Regions from separate parts of the Homo sapiens genome. Here region 1 is linked to region 2. The links are chromatin loops, found by intact Hi-C in ENCODE. Cell type or tissue: A673. All regions are shown on one strand. Each heading gives the region's core, and the rest is flanking DNA. Links, peaks and the distances in the headings are about the cores only.

What was found. Peaks named below come from ENCODE experiments on the same cell type or tissue, not always from the same donor. Only the 100,000 strongest peaks of a DNase experiment are listed, where the experiment ranks them.
Region 1: it touches region 2 in a loop (9-fold over the local background); 2 of 110 quality-filtered maps call a loop at or near these places.

The regions. Positions count from the first base shown.
Region 1 is chr7:80,436,121-80,445,543 of GRCh38, reverse strand. No RefSeq gene overlaps it. Among named protein-coding and RNA genes, the nearest start is that of GNAT3, 71 kb to the left of the region's middle. In A673, for the core only: no CTCF peak of the experiment used is centred there; a DNase peak (open chromatin) is centred at 4,833; H3K27ac peaks cover 939 bases.
Region 2 is chr7:80,273,216-80,282,638 of GRCh38, reverse strand. No RefSeq gene overlaps it. Among named protein-coding and RNA genes, the nearest start is that of GNAI1, 140 kb to the right of the region's middle. In A673, for the core only: no CTCF peak of the experiment used is centred there; DNase peaks (open chromatin) are centred at 4,648 and 4,978; H3K4me3 peaks cover 782 bases; H3K27ac peaks cover 2,275 bases.

The DNA of each region.
Region 1 (9,423 bases), core at 2,579-7,578, 160 kb before region 2:
CAACTGACGGAGGATGTTAGGGTTGCATGGGAAACATGTTTTAGTTTAAATCACTTCATCGAGTAGCTCATGTAGGGCCATATTTTATTAAAATTCCAATAAGAGACGTCATGAAGCGAGGAAGTATAACTGAGTATAAATTTTGACAGTAAAAACTCTGTGTAGATATGCAAGTTGTGTAAGTAGAATATAATAAAACTGGGATCCAGAACTCAAAGGACATTATTTATTTTTAACACCTGACTACACATGGGATTTTTTTTTTTTTACTAAATAGGGTGTTTTTAGACTATAAGGGGATTTGTTTCTTTTAAACCCTGGTATCTTAAAGCATAATGAATAGTTTAACTGTGTTATAGACTATTCTGTCTTCTGAGGCAGAATATTTTCAACATTGTTTATCCCTTTCTTAGTGTCTTGTAATCATTATGATGAACAATAGTTACTATGTAATGCAATAATAGTCGGAGTTTCAATGTAGGCATGTGGGTTTCATTTTATTCATTGTTATAGGAACTTATGTATATGAGAAGCTAATGTTAGTCAACAGGAGCAAAAAAGCCCTTGCTTTTAAAGACAAAAAGAATAAGAGGAACATCCTCTCCAGTGTGGAGAGATTATAAATAGAGAAGAGTAGTGACAATTAAGGGTTCTTCAGTTAGACATCTGGGCTGATATCTCAGCTTTCTCACTTATTAGCTACACAGCTTAGAGTGAGGCCCTTAACTCTTCAGTACCTGCATCTATAAAATGAGGAAAATAATAGCAGCTACTGCTCAGAATACAGAAATGAATGAGATAATATGTGTGGAATGCTCAGAAGAGTGCCTGGTGCCTGGTACGTGGTAGAGATTAATAATTATTAATGCAGGGGGCAGTTAACATGTAATTATTATGTTGTATGATAAAAATATAAAGAGGTTTGTGGGGGGTTTTTGTTCATTTTTTTTTTTGCTTGTTTGTTTTGAGATGGAGTCTTGCTGGGTTGCCCAGGCTGGAGTGCAGTGGTGTGATCTTGGCTCACTGCAACCTCTGCCTCCCGGGTTCAAGCAATTCTTGTGCCTCAGCCTCCTGAGTGGCTGGGATTACAGGTGCACACCACCACACCCAGCTAATTTTTTGTATTTTTAGTAAAGATGGGGTTTTGCCATTTTGGCCAGGCTGGTCTCAAACTCCTGACCTCAGGTATCTGCCGATCTCGGCCTCCCAAAGTGCTGGGATTACAGGCATGGGCCACCACTCCCAGCCAAAATATAAAGAGGTTTTGTAGTATAGCAGATGACGTGGTTGGGGAAGGGGAAGGGATTTGAAGAAAATAGAGGTAAAATGGAAAAAGATTCAGAAGAAGCATCCTCTAAGAGGTTAACATATTGATTAAAAGAATGATCTGACAGAATTTTTGTATCTATTGCAAATATTGGTTAATCTTACCAGTAACATCTGACTTTAGGAACTCTTATTCCATCTTTACCATAATTATATTTGATAATTATATTCATTGTGTTGGGCCTATGGATTATTTTTATTCATTAATTTATTTGTTCATCTATCCTCTATCCATCCACTAATCCATTCATTTATTCATTCAATTTTTAGTAAATAACTATATGAATGGGCACCCTAAAAGTTACTGTGTAATGATTAAGGTTCAATATGAGGTGTCTTTCCTCATATTGAGACAACAAACATTCAACCTAACATGCTGTAGACTGAGTGATTGTGTTCCCCAGAAATTCATATGCTGAAGCCTAATCCCCACTGAGATAGTATTTGGAGGTGAGGTCTTTGGAAGGTGATGAGGTCATGAGGGTGGAGGCTTCATGAATGGGATTAATGCCATTATAAAAGAGGCCCCAGAGAGATTCCTCACCCCTTCCACCATGTGAGGACACAGAGAGCAGGCAGCCCTAGTATGAACCAGGAATTGGGCGTTACCAAATCCGCCAGTACCTTGATCTTGGATTTCCCAGCCTCCAAAGCTGTGAGAAATCAACCTCTGCTACTTATAAACCGCCCAGTCTGTGGTAATCTGCAAGGGATTAGTTTCCTCAAATAAGATTTTGACATACAAGGTTAAATAAAGTTCAACATATTTCTTTACTGCTATGCATCTTCAAAAAAGGAACACAGTATAAGAACTCCTTCTTTTTTGAACTTGTACTTATGCAACTCTTATTTTAGAAAATTTAGTTTGGGAAATATTACATAAGTTAACATCAATAACATTATTGCATGGACTTTGTGAGTGGTTTTGGAAAAGACCTTTTCTACTTCCTCATTTTCAATTCTGTTCAGCATAAAGTGGTCCCAAACTAAATTTCAATGAAATGGGGGACCACTTGTGTCCCTTTAGATAAATCACATACGTGGGAAACAGACTTTCTCACAGTTAAGGGCAGCTTTGATGACTGACAAAGGCCAGTTCGCAGGGAGGGAGTATTGTCCTGAACCTGGTAAGGCCACCTTCTGGATAATGGGCTTCTGCCAGCAGCCAGCACTCTTCTTTTCTGAATAGAGCTTAGATAATATAGGAAGAGATTTTGTACTGCAATTTTCTTTATGGAAAAAAAGCACTGGGTAAGGAGAAGTCCTTAGTGTTCTTCAGGGACTTGACTTTTATCCTAACTCTACGTGGTGAATTGAGCATGAAATAAAGACGGCTATCTTTAAGTTACAAAAGATAAAGATGGCTATCTTTAAAATATGAAATTGTAATGTTTAAACCCAAATCCCACACAGGCAGAAATCTTGATTGTTCCAAAATTGGAACCATTAGAATGTTATTAATCTGATTTATCATCATTTTAACATGCCAAACAAAAGACAAGATTCTCTCTCCCTTTCTCTTGGAAACCACTTGTCCCTTTGTAAAAAATCAATATGAGGTTATTCGTCTGAGCATGTTTCTTCCTTGACACTCTAATTTTTCACTAAAATGCTGTTGTAATAATCTTAACCTGGCTTCCTCAGCCTAGCTATTTTCCAGACCATTTAGCCCACACAGTTGAACCTAGAAAAATGGTAGTACTTAGGTTAAGATTTCCCAAAAGAATATGCAGTAAAATGTATGGGACACAATTGCACCATTGTGGATTAGGATAAATCATATATTATCAGGTACAACCACACTATCAGCATTCAACCTTAACTAGTGTCTCTCCTACCTCAAGACATGAGTAATAATTTCCTTATCACAGAGGAGGACAAACATATCTCTGCCCTTAGCAAAAAATTGGTCAGATAAAATACAAAATGTACATATGAATCAGGAAAAAAGAAGAGAACATTTGTAGGTCTGTCATAAATAAACTTTATTTTTGGACTGTATCAATATAAACTAATGGATAGAAGAAAGAAAGGAAGGTAAGAAGAAAAGAAGAACATAGCTTCCCTTAAGACATGTGTGAACGATGTCAGTTTTTTCTAATCACTATGTCTATTATTAATATAAATATATAGCACTATTAAACCGCTGTTTCTCAGATTTACAGATTCAGATTCACTGGTTTTCTACCCTGATTCTGTTGCTCTGAAGAACACCCAAGAATTTGTGATTCTTATGATTAGGCAGTAGGGGAGACATTGCTTTTAACATTAAATATCTAAACAAAACACTGGTTTGTGTTGTTTTATTTCCACTTATATTATTTCAGTTTACCTGTGAACAAAGCACTTACTGTACTCAAACTTAGACAGTTGCAGGAAATATGAGTGGATAAAACTAGTGTCTGTTCTTAAAATAGTTACTGTAGTAAGGGGTATACACTATGTATCTCAAGTGGAATTGTAGGATAAAGGTTACCTTTCTAACTTTGACTATGTTAAGTCATTCAATTATTCATTCATAGACTTAATATGCATTACGTGCTATACAGAATAGGCACCGTGCCAAATTAGAGGGCTGCAATGATGAGCAAAAACAAGTATGAGTTCAACTTCATGGAGCTTCTAGTCTAAGAGGAAGAAAGCCATTGCATAAATTAGCAACATAATACATATAAAATGCACTATCTGCTATGAAAGCAATAGATATTATCCTATATGTACATAATACATAAGTGATGATCTAGTCAGAGGGGTTAGGAAGTTTTCTTTGAGTAAGTAAATTTGAATTGGGAATGAGGCTTCAGTTATGATATCAAAGAAGAGAACTATTCAAGGCTATAAGAAGTGCATGTGCAAAGGCCCTGAGGTGAGAAAAATCACAGAGCGTGTAAAAATCTGCAGTGGCTGGAGCTCAAAGAGGAAGGGAGAGAATAGAGTGAAGTGAAGTTGGAAAGATTAGACTATGCAGGGCCTTTTAAGATACATTAGAAATTTTGTCTTTAGTTTAAAAACAAGTGCTCAGTGGATAGTATAATGAGATTTGAAATTTGAGAAGATAACTTTGTCCTGTGGGAAAATGACTAAAGGGAGAAAGAGTATGGTTGTACATATGACTGGGCAACTATTCAAAATGCTTCTAAAGGGTGTAATAATAACTTGAATGAGGGCACTAAGGGAGGAGAATAAGAAAAGCAGACAGAAGTATGATGTATTCTGGAGGCCAAATTAACATATCTTGTTGATAATTCATTACCATAAGATGTGGTAGGGGATGGTGGGTCGTTTTGGAGATGGTTGTGACTTGCTGAGGTAGGGAACAGTAGAAGAGGATCGAGTTTGAGGAAGGGAGGAAGAGCAGATGAGAATGGTTTTGAACATGATTAATTTGGAGGCTTTCAATATATCCCAGTAGAGTTGAGCAGGCAGTTGGAAATTCTGGTTTGGAGCTCAGAGGAGAAATCTGGACTGGAGACAGACATCTGTGACTCATCAAGGGTAGATAGTAATAAAAACTGGTGCAAATGAGACTGTCTAAGGACATAGAATAGGAAGCAAAAAGAGCATGGGATATAACCTTAGAACTGTAATAGTTACTTGGCAAAGAGGAGGATATTGCAAAGGAAACTGAAAAGGAAAGAGCAATAAAAGAAGTAAGATTCAGACTAGGGGATGTGAAGTGATGCAACACAGGAAAGAATTTTTCGAAATCAGAGAAGAGCAATTAATTGTAGTAAGTATGGAAAAAGCTCAATTCAGTTGAGGTCTGGAAAATATCCATTGGAATTAAAGATGCAGATATCACTGACAAAGCTTTGGCAAAGCAATGCAGCTGACAGTAATGGCAAAATAATAGTCATGAGTTAATTAAGTTAAGGACTAAGAGGCTGATGGCAGCAGTGAGTGGCACCTTTTCCTTTTTAGATGAGAGAGATAAAGGAAGTGTTGAATTCAAATGACATTCAACGCTTCAACTATTATATGTCCCAAATTTAAAATAACAATCATCTCTACTTTCTTACTTGTCCTTTTAAACTTCTTTTACGTTTATTTATTTTCTGTTAAATACACCCTGAGCCTCTCCATCAATGAAGCTAGTGTTCCTGCTCTAACACCACTCTCTACCAAGGTTTCATAAGTCCTGTCCCTCCCCACAGCATGTTGAAAGTTGTCTCTCCTTCCCCCTCTATTCAGTAAGTGTGTGATTTAATTTCACCAGATGATTCACCCTAGTTCTCCCATTTAGTTAAAAATTTAACCACCAATAAAAAATTTAACTTTTTTTAAACCGAATTTGCTCAACTAAAATGGAAGACTATACCTTCCTTCATGGATTTCTATGAAAGCTGAATGAAATAGTGAATCCAAAGTGCTCATTAGAGTTCCCGAACATCACAATTCTCAATGATTATCAAATAAATTTGAATGAGACTTATCTGAGCATAATGGCTTTCCACTCCATATCTACATGTAAAAATCAATGAGAATGACATAAAATGCAGGAGAAAGAATTAAAATTTGAATAGAAATTCAGATTAGTTCAAAATCATGAAGATATAGTGCTCTAAACTTTATAATCATCCCCATCCGATTACTTTAAACGTGGTGTGCTATTTTAACCCAAGTAAAGGTACACTAGTTCAAGTAACATGCAATAACATTCTTATCATTATTTACTGAAAGGTGGAGTGTACTGGCTTTAAAATAATCTCTGTGTTAAATTAGTTAATAACATTTTTCATTTAAGAAGGGTTTAAAAATAATTTTTCAAGCAGAGATGCAAAACAATCAAAGCATGTAATTTGCCTTTATCACTTTTACTTTTTATATTAAGGATGGACAAAAATATTCTACTCATAGGAAAGGAGATAAAATTGTGACTCACTCCTTTGAGTCTGCAAATTAAAAGAGAAAAACAAGCATGTAGCTGGAGGATAGATGAATGGCAGAAGATAAAATCCAAGGGCCATTATACCAAAGGAGGGTGAAGACTTATTAATGAATTTCAAAACCCAGTGTATACCTTTTGCATTGCTGTGAATAAATGCCTTTGATATCTCAAACAGAATTAAACAAGAAGGAGGTGACCTGTCAAAATGAATAGAATGAAAGGAACCTCTCTTTACACTCTCATTTATTTGTTTATTATTATTATTATTATTTTGAGATGGAGTCTCGCTCTGTCACCCAAGCTGGTGTACAGCGGCGCGATCTTGGCTCACTGCAAGCTCCGCCTCCCGAGTTCACACCATTCTCCTGCCTCAGCCTCACGAGTAGCTGGGACTACAGGTGCCCACCACTGCACCCAGCTAATTTTTTGTTTTTTAGTACAGAAGGGGTTTCACCTTGTTAGCCAGCATGGTCTCGATCTCCTGACCTCGTGATCCACCCGCCTCGGCCTCCCAAAGTGCTGGGATTACAGGCTTGAGCCACCGACTCTCATTTATTTTTTGCTATAAATTTGTAAGTTTTCTAAGATGGCAGCAATGATTTCAGAAAAAAAATTTGAGGCAGGAGTAATAAATGACAGTGATTTTAATATTCTACAGATTAGTACAACATGATATAAATAAGAATAAGGAGAAAAATTATGAAATTCTGCTTATGATGAATAAACTGCAATAAGAGAGGTGCCTTTATTCAGTGAAACCCTTAGAGGAATCATAGACACTATTAAGTGAGAGAAATCCTGTTATTAACTCCTTCCTTCTCCCACCTGCTACCTTTGAAAGAAGTAATATTGTGTGATATGAATCAACTCAGCCTATTGCTCAGGAATGTAAGATCTGAAGCCAGACTCCTTGGGTTCAAACCCAGGCTCTACTACAAGTTCAAACCTAAGCTTTACTACTTGCTAACTCTGTAACTCTGTGACTTAAATGCTGAGCTTCAGTTTCTTTATTGTTTGTTTGTTTGTTTGTTTGTTTGTTTGAGACAGGATCTCATTCTTTCACTCATGCTATAGTGCAGTGGTGCAAACATGGCTCACTGCAGCCTTGACCTTCTAGACTCAAGCAATCCTCCCGCCTTAGCCTCCTGAGTAGCTGGGGCCACAAGCACACACCACTATGCACAGCTAATGTTTCAATTTTTTGTAAAGAGGAGGTCTCATCATGTTGTCCAGGCTGGTCTCAAACTCCTGGGCTTAAGTAATCCTCCTGCCTTGGCCTCCCAATGCAGCTGGAATTTCAGGTGTGAGCCACCATGCCTGACCCAGTTTCCTCATTGTTAATATGACCCTAATAATGGTTTCCTAATCCATTGATTTGTTATAAGAGGTATACTAATGTATATAAAGTACATAACACAATACCTGGTACATATTAAACATCAAACTAGCTGTTATTTTTGTGACTGCAGCCTTTTTACAAACACAGAAGTGACAAAAAGTACACTGAAAAGCCTCTGAAAGATTCCCAGTTTCCAGTCTGACATTGAAGGAGCTTGGATGAGGTCACTCTATCCTAAGAAGTAAAGTTTCAGTTGGCTATTCTGATACTTTTTCCTCTCCATATACATTTTAGAATCTGTTGTTATCTACAAAATAACTCGCTAGGGTTTTTACTGGAATTGTGTTTAATCTATAAAGCAAGCTAGGAAGAACTGACATATTGATGAGTACTCCTATCCATGAACATGGAATGTCTCATTATTTATTTAGTTATTTGGTTTTTTCATCAGAGTTCTTATGTGTGGACATAACTATCTATACACAAATGTACTTTTACATGTGGGCGTAAGTAACTATACACAAGTGTTTTTGTATTTTGTTTGTTTGTTTGTTTTGTTGTTTTAGAGACAGAGTCTCACTCTGTTGCCCAGGCTGGAGTGCAATGGCACAATCTCAGCTCACTGCAACCTCTGCCTTCCGGGTTCAAGTGATTCTCCTGCCTCAGCCTCCCAAGTAGCTGGGATTACAAGTGCCCGCCACCATGCCCAGCTAATTTTTGTATTTTTGGTAGAGACAGGGTTTCACCATGTTGGCCAGGATGGTCTCAACCTTGTGATCTGCCTACCTTGGCTTCCCAAAGTGCTTGGATTACAGGCATGCATCACTGCTCCCAGCCCCATACACAAGTGTTTATAGCAGCTTTATTCATAAGTGCCAAAACTTGAAAGCAACCAAGACGTCCTTCAGTAGATGAATGAATAAGCAAACTGAGGTACAATGGAATATTATTCAGCTCTTAAAAATAAAGCCATAAAGCTATGATAAGTCATGCATAAAACTTAAATCCATATTACTAAGTGAAACAAGCCAATCTAAGAAGATTATGTTCAGTATGATTCCAAGTATATGGCATTCTGGAAAAGGCAAAATTCTGGAGCCAGTAAAAAAATCCATGGTTGCCAGGTTGAGGGAGGGAAGGATGAACAGGCAAAACACAGAAGATTTTTAGGGCCGTAGAACTAGTTTGTATATTATAATCATGGGTAGAAGTCATTCATTTTGTCAAAACTCATAGAATATACAACACCAAGAGTTCAGCCAGCCCTGCATGAATTAAACATTTTCTCTATTGCAATTTTCCTGTCTTAATGAATCAGATCTATCTGGGCAGTGGGCAAAATTAACCCATTGGGTGTTTATGCTACCTTTTCTCCCTCTCTGTCTCTTTCTCTTTCTTTTTTCTCCACTTCCTCCTCCCTCTCTTGTTTTGTGTTCCTTCTTTTAGAAGACACTTCTTTTATTTATTTTTTTCTCTCATGCTTCATGAAATACCTACCCTTCTTGTAATATCTGAAAACTAGCAATCGCCTCAGTATCACCTGAACTAGTCTTTGTATCTGTTAATGCTCCAAAGTCCTGCAACTAGTGCTGCTAAATTCTCGGAACTATCACCTTGAGCCTGTTATACATTTTCAAGGGTAACTCTCAGATAACTGAAAATATCTTAAGTGGTTCCTGCATTGCTATAAAGAAGTACCTGAGACTAGGTAATTTATAAAGAAAAGAGGTTTAATTGGCTCATGGTTCTGCAAGCTTTAAGGAAGCAGCATGGTGCTGGCATCTGCTCAGCTTCTAGGGAGACCTCAGGAAACTTACAATCATGGTGGAAGGCAAAGCAGGAGGGAGCAGACATATCACATGGCAAAAGC
Region 2 (9,423 bases), core at 2,635-7,634:
AGCTTCTAAACTTTTTTCACTTGAGAACATAAACTCTTTTTGTGTTTAAGCTTGTGTATTTGAGTCTCCAAAAGTAGTAAACAAACCTCAAATTTCCTGATATCTATTTTTCAAAGTGCGTCTCAGATTTAATTTCGTCCAGATGATACTCCTGTGGTCTCCCGGTGATCCCTGACTACTTTGTTCTTATGTGATCTCTAGGTGCTCTGAATAACTAATGGATCTATCCATTACATTCATTAGCAGTTTTCACATGCTCTCTTGCATTGTTAGTTGTCTTTTAATGTGTAGGTTTTAGCTATACTATATATAGCTTTAACTATACTGTAAATAAGGACAGGTGAAATGTCTATTTATTCTTGGTATTCCTTAGGGAAAAATTCAGTACCCTATGGTAAATATTTGATAAACAAGTAAATGAATAACTATTTCCTTATTACTTGATTTAGTACCATATAGTAGGTGGATATTGATCTAAGAAGAATTCTCTCTGGGGTTTCTGGTCATAATTTATCCAAGATAGTCTGGGTAAGATTGGTCTAATCTAATCAGTATCCTTTCAATTCATTCAAATAAAGTATTAGCATTTACTTCACAGTAAGCAGAGAATACAGTACTAGCATGTATTTCACAGCAAACAAGGATCCCCCTCAGAGATCTTGCAAATCAAAAGGGGAGGCTCATATGTAATGAATATTCACAATAAAGGATAAAAATATTATGTTAGATGGAGTCAGAAAGCAGTGGGAAAGGAGAGCTGGGAACCACATTGAGTGTAAGGTGAGAAAAGACCTCCTTGAAGATGTGATATTTAAGCTGAAATTCAATAGTGCGTGTTTTTATTATTTTGATTCTGATCTGTTGTCGCACAACACAAGATGCAACACAGTTCATATGGCTGCAGAAATCCAAGAACCACAGGCATGTCCATAGGCAATGCTTATTATGCTGAGCATAAATGCAGAAAAGAATGGAAAAGAAAAAGACCCTAATGGGATGTAAGAGAAACTAAGTTGGAAGTTTTTTAGATTAAGAAGGAAAAGAGCAGGAACAGGAGATAAAGGAGGCAAGGGAGGAGAAAAGACGAGTCAGAGAAAGCGAAGAACAGGAGAAGATAAAAAAGAAAGAAAAGAAAGAGGAGGAGTTTAGGAAGATACCTCTAAAATAGTCTTGATACAAATTGAACTGAGGATAAAGTTCAAACATGGCAGCCTCTGATCTCTTACAGATTCTTTATTGTCTAGATGTGTTTATTAATAAATTACTAAACAAAGAAGGTCACATAAAAGCTTCATTGAGATATAATTGACATACAATAACTTGGGCACATGTAAATATACAATTTGATTAGTTTTGACACACTACATATCTATATGTATGTACCCATAAAAATATCATAACAATGAAGTTAATGAGCATGTATATTATTCTCAAAAGTTTCTTAGTATTCCTTTGAAGTCGCTCATCCATGTCACCAGGCAATTAATAATCTTTCTGTAGATATGTTTGTATTTTCTAGAATTTTATGTAAACAGAATCATACTGTAACACTATTGTCTCTGGGAAAACACTGTCATATTTTTCACTTGGAATAATTATTCTGAAATTAATCCAAGTTGTTGCAGTATCAGTAGTTCTTTTTTTATTGCTGAGTAATATTCAATTCTATAGATATCGTATAATTTGTTTATCCATTCACTTATTGATGGACCTTTGGGTTGTTTCCAATTTGAGACAATTACAAATCAAGCTGCTTTGAACATTCATATACAAGTATTTGTATAGACATAAGCTTTCACTTCTCTTGGACTGAATACCGAAGAGTGGAATTATTAAATCTTACAGTAGGTGTAGGTATAATATTTTGAAGAAACCGACAAACTGTTTTGCAAAGTGGTTGTACTATTTTACATTCCCTCCCAGCAATATACATGTGTTCCACTTCCTTCACACTCTCTCCAATACTTGGTTGGTCAAACTTTTCAGTTGTAAACATTCTAATAAATACCTAGTGTATCTCATTGTGGTTTTAACCTACACTTCCCAAATGGCTAATGAAATTGGGCATATTTTCATGTGTATATTTACCTTCTTTGGTGAAGTGTCCTTTCAAATCTTTTGACTGTTTTTACGGAGTTGTTTTTCTTACTATTGAGTTTTGAGAGCTCTCTATATATTCTGAATACAAGATGTTTATCAGATATGTGATTCTTAACAGAGTACATTTCAACAAATATTTGCTTCAAATGTAAAAAGGAATATGTAAGCTGTTTTATGGTTATTTAAAGTAATATAAAACACAAGGAAACAACACAATAAATTTAGAAGTATTTATTAGAAATAAACATTTCTATTTAACTATAAATATATAAGCACATATATAAATATATAAATAAATAAATAAAGAGAAAAGTAAATGAGCCAGTGAATTATGTTTATCATTGGAATAACAAATATATTAGGCAGGAAGTGAGAAGTTGCTGCAGTAAAAGCTGCCACCCTCCCTTTCCTTGATCTGGCCTTTGTCTCCTCTTACTCCTATGACTGACGGTGGATAGTTGCCTACAGTTCACATCATTAGCTATTAATGACTTGGTTAAAATTTCCTGTTGTTCAATCCACAGGGCCCTCTACAAATCCATTTTAAGCTCCTATTAAAGACTACACAGGAAAAAGATTTACTATTTATGGAGCAACCTTGAACATAGTTTCTGGCAGGCATCTTCACAGGCAAGCGCTGCGTCAGCTGTGGTTCCACAATTTCAGTCCTTAAGCTCACTAGCTAGTCTAGACGATAACTCCTCAACAAGCATTTGATAAACACACATAGGTCAAGGCTATTCGAATCATTTTAATAGAAAAACAAAGAAAAAAATGACTGGAGAGGAGTTTGTTTCCTCACTAAAGGACAAAACAATTATTTAAGAGGCATCAATAATATGGTTCCAAAGGGCAATGTATTAATTTAGATAGTTTTACAATCATTTCCTTCCTAAGATAAAAATTAAAAGGGCAAGGAAAGCTTTTATTAGAAAACAAAGTCAACTTGGCACTGTGATGTACATCACAATAATGAGGTCTATAAAATTACATATCTGTGTAAGGGAATTGAAAATTCCATAAAGTTATATGTGAAAAATGTGGATAAAGAGACCTAACATTGACTAATTAGTCCGAGGTTCTCATTATTAAAATTAAGAGATTCCAGATCTGAATTTTATGGTTTTATGACTCTAGTTTACATTCCACTTTGCATGTTTATGCAAAATAATGGGCACATATCAAAGAAACAAATGAAAGGCACATAAGACAATTTTACAGTGCCATTCACTCCTTCAGTGTTACAGTTATCACTAGTGCTCGGCATGTTCAGTTCTGTCTGGCATTTCTCTAGCCAAGATTCTGCTTGCAGTCCTCTCTTTTTAGTTTTGACCATGTAAATAAATAAATAAATAAATAAATTTTTCTAACTCCTGAATTATCTGTATTTCATTTTTATTAAAATCCTGATAACAAAAAAATTTGCAGTGTCATTCTGATATTATCATCTGGCCAAGCAGACGAGTAAATAAACTGAATGCACATTTCTAAAAAATAATATTCATTTTTTAGAATACCCTGAAATCGCATTCTTAGAGCAGTCTCAACAACAGCAATAAATCATGACTAAAAGAGCACATTCTGTCACACAATCCAAATACAGTTCACTCTTCAGAAAAGGGTGACAGTTAATTTCAGAGAAATACATTTAACCTGCTTTGTGGTTTGTTGTTGTTGTTGTTTGAACTAAGAAAATGTGCTTTCATTTTTGACATCAGAATTTTCAAACATAAAACCTGGAACCAAAGTTGGAGTTGTTTAATCTAACAATTGAATCATAAAAGCCAGAATACAGAGTTTAAGTAAGAAATGAAGACACATAGAAACTAAAGAGTATTGTTCAATATTATGAAATCATATTTCTTTAGTTGGAGAAACCGAAGTGAACATAAATCAATTTTGGAAGATACTGTATTAGATTTTGGGCCCAAGCTCTGACCCCCATCTTTATAAATGAGAGCTCTATGTAATACATACCTTTGTTTACTCTAATAATTAAGCTCTTTTGTAATATGGTCCAAGAACAGCCAATCTCATACTGCAAGTTATTTCACAGGAATCAGTGTGTTCTAGAAAAAGAGAGTGTGCTGCTCCTTTTCAATAAAACCACCTTTTTATCTAGCAATAATTTCTATGAAGTTAAAAACTGTTACACATACCAATCTGTGGTATTTACATACACACACCAATCTGTGGTATGTATACACACATTTATAGTCTTACCCGAAGATAAAAGTTTTATAAGTGTGTTTTGTTAAGGGAAGAGCAAGTTTGCTGTTTATAGTAACACCCTGTACACAGTTCATAAATATTAGTTGAAAGGATGACTCATTAAGAAACAAATTCAAGTGAAACGATGAAAATCTAAATTAACCTTTAAGGTATTTGTGCCAGGATCAAACAAGCACATAAACTGAAGTTTAAATGGCCTCTGAAGGCTTAGTCATTAAATAATAGAGTGGCTTGAGTGAGTGAATAAATAGGATAAAACACATGTCAGCTCTGAAATATGAGAGTGTGAAGACTGTTTTATCACAACGGGAGACTGAGTTTCTGGCAGAGTAGTTGGGAAAGTTTGCTCCTGAATGATCAAGTCTTGGCATGCAATGGTTACCCCAAACTTGTCCATCTTTCTTATGCCTTCTATCTTTTGCTCTTTCTACTCCAGTACAATATATTTATACAGCAATTTTATTGTGCCCAATTTTGTTGTTCTCCTGACTATACATGCATAAAAATAGATAACTTATTACATTAAAATGTTTTTAAAATTCACTCTTTAACCTTTGGCTATATAAGTAAGAGCTATTTATTGCTACTTTTTAAGTGAGAAAGAATGTTAATTTACGTCAAGGATAGTCACGTGGACCCCACCTCTTTTGTTTCTTAAGGAAATGATTTTCCCTGTGTCTGGTGAACATTAACAAGGAACTTCCTGGGTTCTGCCTGCGGTATTACTCTGTATCCAGCTTTTCTTTCTCTCCCACTACTACTCAGAGTCAGATTTCCAAAACTATCTGAGTTCAGACAGCTTTCTCATGGTATTAAATGCTTTATCTGTAAAAGCATCCAATATTTTTTCCCAAAAATCTTCATTTCCAGCCTCACTAGTCTCCTTAGTTGACCTGCATCTCACATGCATTTGCCATTATTTCTAGACTGATAGAAATGTAAATGTTTTTGTACTCTATCTAAAAAAAAAGTTTGAATATTACTTCCAACCTAACCAGAAATAGTTTACTCCAGGAACTCACACAAGTTGAGAAAGAGCTTTTTTAAAAAAAAAAAAAAAAAAAAACAAATTGTACCTTTCTGAAGTTCAAACTCTGTAGCTTAACACAACAGTTCTCCAGCTGCAGTTTGGGGATCTTGGCTGTCTCTGAGACCCTTTTAGGGTGTCTGCCAGTCAAAGTCAAAGATCCAATCAAAGTTTACATGCTTTGGATAGATCAATTGATTTTATGTTGCAAAGTATGAAATGTTCATTGAAATGGATTCAGATTCTCCATTGCAACTAACCTTTAAGAAGGTTTTTTGACAGATTTATTCACAGATATAATTAATAAACAATATAATCCAAACATTCAAAGTTCACAATTCGATAATTTTTAATATATTCACAGACATGTACAACCATGTCCACAGTCAATTTGAGAACATTTTCATCACCACAAAGAAATCCTATAAACTTCAGCTATTATTCCTCATTGGTCCATCCTCTCAGCCATATCATTCCCTCAGCCATAAATAACCAGTAATCTATAAAACTTTATATCTCAGTAGATTTGCCTGTTCTGAACATGTCATATAAGTGGAACTAAACAATATGTGACCTTTTGTGTCTGGCTTTTTTCACTTTACATAATGTTTTCAAGATTGATCCATGTAGCATGCATCACTGCTTCATTCCCTCTAATGACCAAGTAATATTCCATTGTATGGGTTTACCATAATGTGTTTATCTGCGAGTTTAAATAAAGTTAAACTAGCTTAACTAAACAAATTATTTTCTAAAGTATGAAATTATAAGTAGTAGCTTAATTAATTTAATGCTACTGAATTGTTTGCTTAGCATATGGGAATATAGTCATTGCCTTTTTTTTTTTTGAGACCGAGTCTCACTCTGTCACCCAGACTGTAGTGCAATGGCACGATCTCAGCTCACTGCATGCTCCGCCTCTCAGATCCAAGCAATTCTCCTACCTCTGCCTCCCAAGTAGCTAGGATTACAGGCGCGTGCCACTACGCCTGGCTATTTTTTTGCATTTTTAATAGAGATGAGGTTTCACCATGTTGGCCAAGCTGGTCTTGAACTCCTGACCTCAGGTTATCCCCCTGCCTTGGTCTCCCAAAGTGCTGGGATTACAGGCATGAGCCACCACGCCTGGCCCATTGCCTTCCTAGCTGCAGCTTCACTTTCCAGTTTCAGCCTGAAGATAAGCGATTACAGTACAATAAGATATTTTGAGAGACAAAGACCACATTTACATACTTTTTATGACAGTATGTTGTGTTAGTTCCCCTATTTTATTATTAATTGTTGTTGTTAATCTCTTACTGTGCCTAATTTATAAACTAAACTTTATTATAGGTGTGTATAAGAAAGAACATAGCATATATAGGGTTCTGTACTACCTGCAGTTTCAGGCATCCACTGGAGGTCTTGGAACACATCCCTCCTGGATAAGACTGGACTACTGTAGAGTGGACTGATAGCAACCTCTCCTTTAACAAAACATATATTTTGCTATACTTATTTTTCAGGGAAATTATACCTCTTTATAGCCATAAAACTTTCTTTATACATATAACTTTTAAATTTCCTAATATTCTGTTAAAATAAAACAAAATTCACTGTTTAGCTACATTGTATTTTGTCACTAAGTTCAGTGAACCAAAATAAATACTAAAGATTCCATTACAGTATGGCTTGTAATTATAGATTCAGATGTCTTATTTTGAATTTATGATTGCAAAAACATATGCAGTAATGTATACTCATCTATATATAGACTACCATGTGGTTTTTATATCTCTCTTTGGCATGATAATTAGATTTGATGTGTTTCCTCTTTTATAAATTCCTAAGAGGTCATTAGGTGGAATACAGTTGGCCTTTTGCTAGAAAGGAAGTAGCTTCAGCAAATAAGTTTTGGAGACTCAGTCTTCTAAAATTCTTATCAGATTAGGGGGAAACAAGGAGGAATAAAGCATTTTGATTTATTAATTACCAAATTAAGATTGTGATTAAAAATTAACATTGTGTTTCCAGAAAATAGCAGAAAATGCACGTATGATTATGACCACTAGAAAAGGGAAGATAAGTCTTAATAAAATCAATTTCAGCAGAACTTAACATTAAAAAGGGAGGGAAAGGGGTCAGGTGCTGTGACTCAGGCCTGGAATCTCAGCACTTTGGGAAGCCGAGGGGCAACGACTGCTTGAGCCCAGGAGTTCAAGACCAGCCTGGGTAACATAGCGAGACCCTGTCTCTAATTTTTAAAAGGGGGGAGGGGAAAGAATGAATAGCAAATGAAACTAGCAAAATAAAAAAAAAAGAGGAAAAAGAAGACACCTCAAAATATAATAAACAGTGTGACATAAGATATAGAAATAAAACAACTACACAAATTTCGTACTAAAATAAGAAAGGGCTGAATTATCCCCTTAAAATATAAGATTGTCATTTTGGATTATCAAAAAACAAACACACTTTAAGCAAATGATATAGAAAGGTTGAAAATACTGGAATGGGTCAAAACATGCTCTGCAAATTCAAGCAAAATGAAAGTAGGAGTGGTAATGTTCATATCAGATAACAAGATGGAAGATGAAAAGCAGCAGCAAGGTTAGATTACAGTATATAATTTAAAAATATAGTTTGAGGCAACTCTCATAAACACATTCACCAAACAACATAGAAGGTAAATATAAGTTATTAAAATTTATCCAAGCAGTTGAAGAGCTGAAATTCATAAAGGAGACTGAAAAGGTGATTAAAGATGTACCATTAGAAAAAAAACAGCTGGACCAACCGGTGCAAAATAACTTCTAACAAAAATGTAATCATAACATCTTTTAAATTAACCAGGCCATTTAATGAATGCAAATATCCCAATTTAACTTTAATATAATACCCTGCTCTAGATAAAAGGAGTATGAACAAAAAAGGCTATGGAGTAAATTTTGCTATTGACTAGAGATGCAAACAGTCTAAATTAAACTTTAGTAAATTTAGGAGAAAAATATTCAGCTCACAGTGATGACAAAAAGTATTATTGTTCATTTCATCTAGGATGCCACTGATGGTAAAACACATCCTGATTTCAGAGATATTAAAGTGTCTCTTTTCTCGAGTTCACAGTGTCTCGGCATCAAGCACACACAATCAATTAGCACGCAGGACCTCGGAAAGGAAAGCTGGTTGGACTCCTTCTTGTCCATAATTTTGTATGTACAACCTCACTAGAGGCAGTTGGAGGTGAGGCATTTTATCACTGGCTTTCAAGAGGGTTAAGGCCAGGAAAGGAGAGCAATATGTGCTCTTCACCTAGTGACAGCAATATGGAAGAGACTTACTGGCCGAGATTTAGGAGATATATTTTAAAACAATGTTTTTCAACATTTTGTTTTTCCCCTTTATTACCTTTTTAGACATGATTAGACGTCTTTTTAGACATGATTAGACTTGATTAGACGTCTAATCACGTCCCATGAAATTGTATTACCATAAGTATGTTATGTATTTTTGATATACTGTATATATATCAGTGATTTATACATAAAAAAAGTAGAGTTTTTTCCTCCCCCAAGAACCAGTTTTTGCCCCCTTGCGGAGATATCATTCTCATTGAGAATGCATGTTTTAAAGTTATATCACTGAATATTAGTATTGTGTGATGCAACTTACATTCCTTTTACCCTAATTTGTGTAATTTCAGTGGGTCACCACAATTTGTTTTAATCCTTAGGAAAAAAAGACTCAAAGCCATATTTGTGAAGCTACTGTGGAGAAATAATTTAGATTAAGCAATTAAGTAGAATGAGTCAGTTGGAGTTTTTCTGGCGTGAAGTCAATTGCTGGGTGTTTTCCCATCTTTCCCATTACTGGAACCTGAAAAAAAAGTCTCGTGCCTTCAGAAATAATCTGCATATAATTTGTAAGTCATTAGTATTGCAAACATTCCATGCTCTTATCATATATCTTGCTTAGAATAAAGAGTTGGTATATCACATAATCATAGTCAATCAAAGAGGAAATTCTATCATAAAGCTGGGATCACAGGACATTAGCATGTTTAAACACATTAATTTAAATGTTTT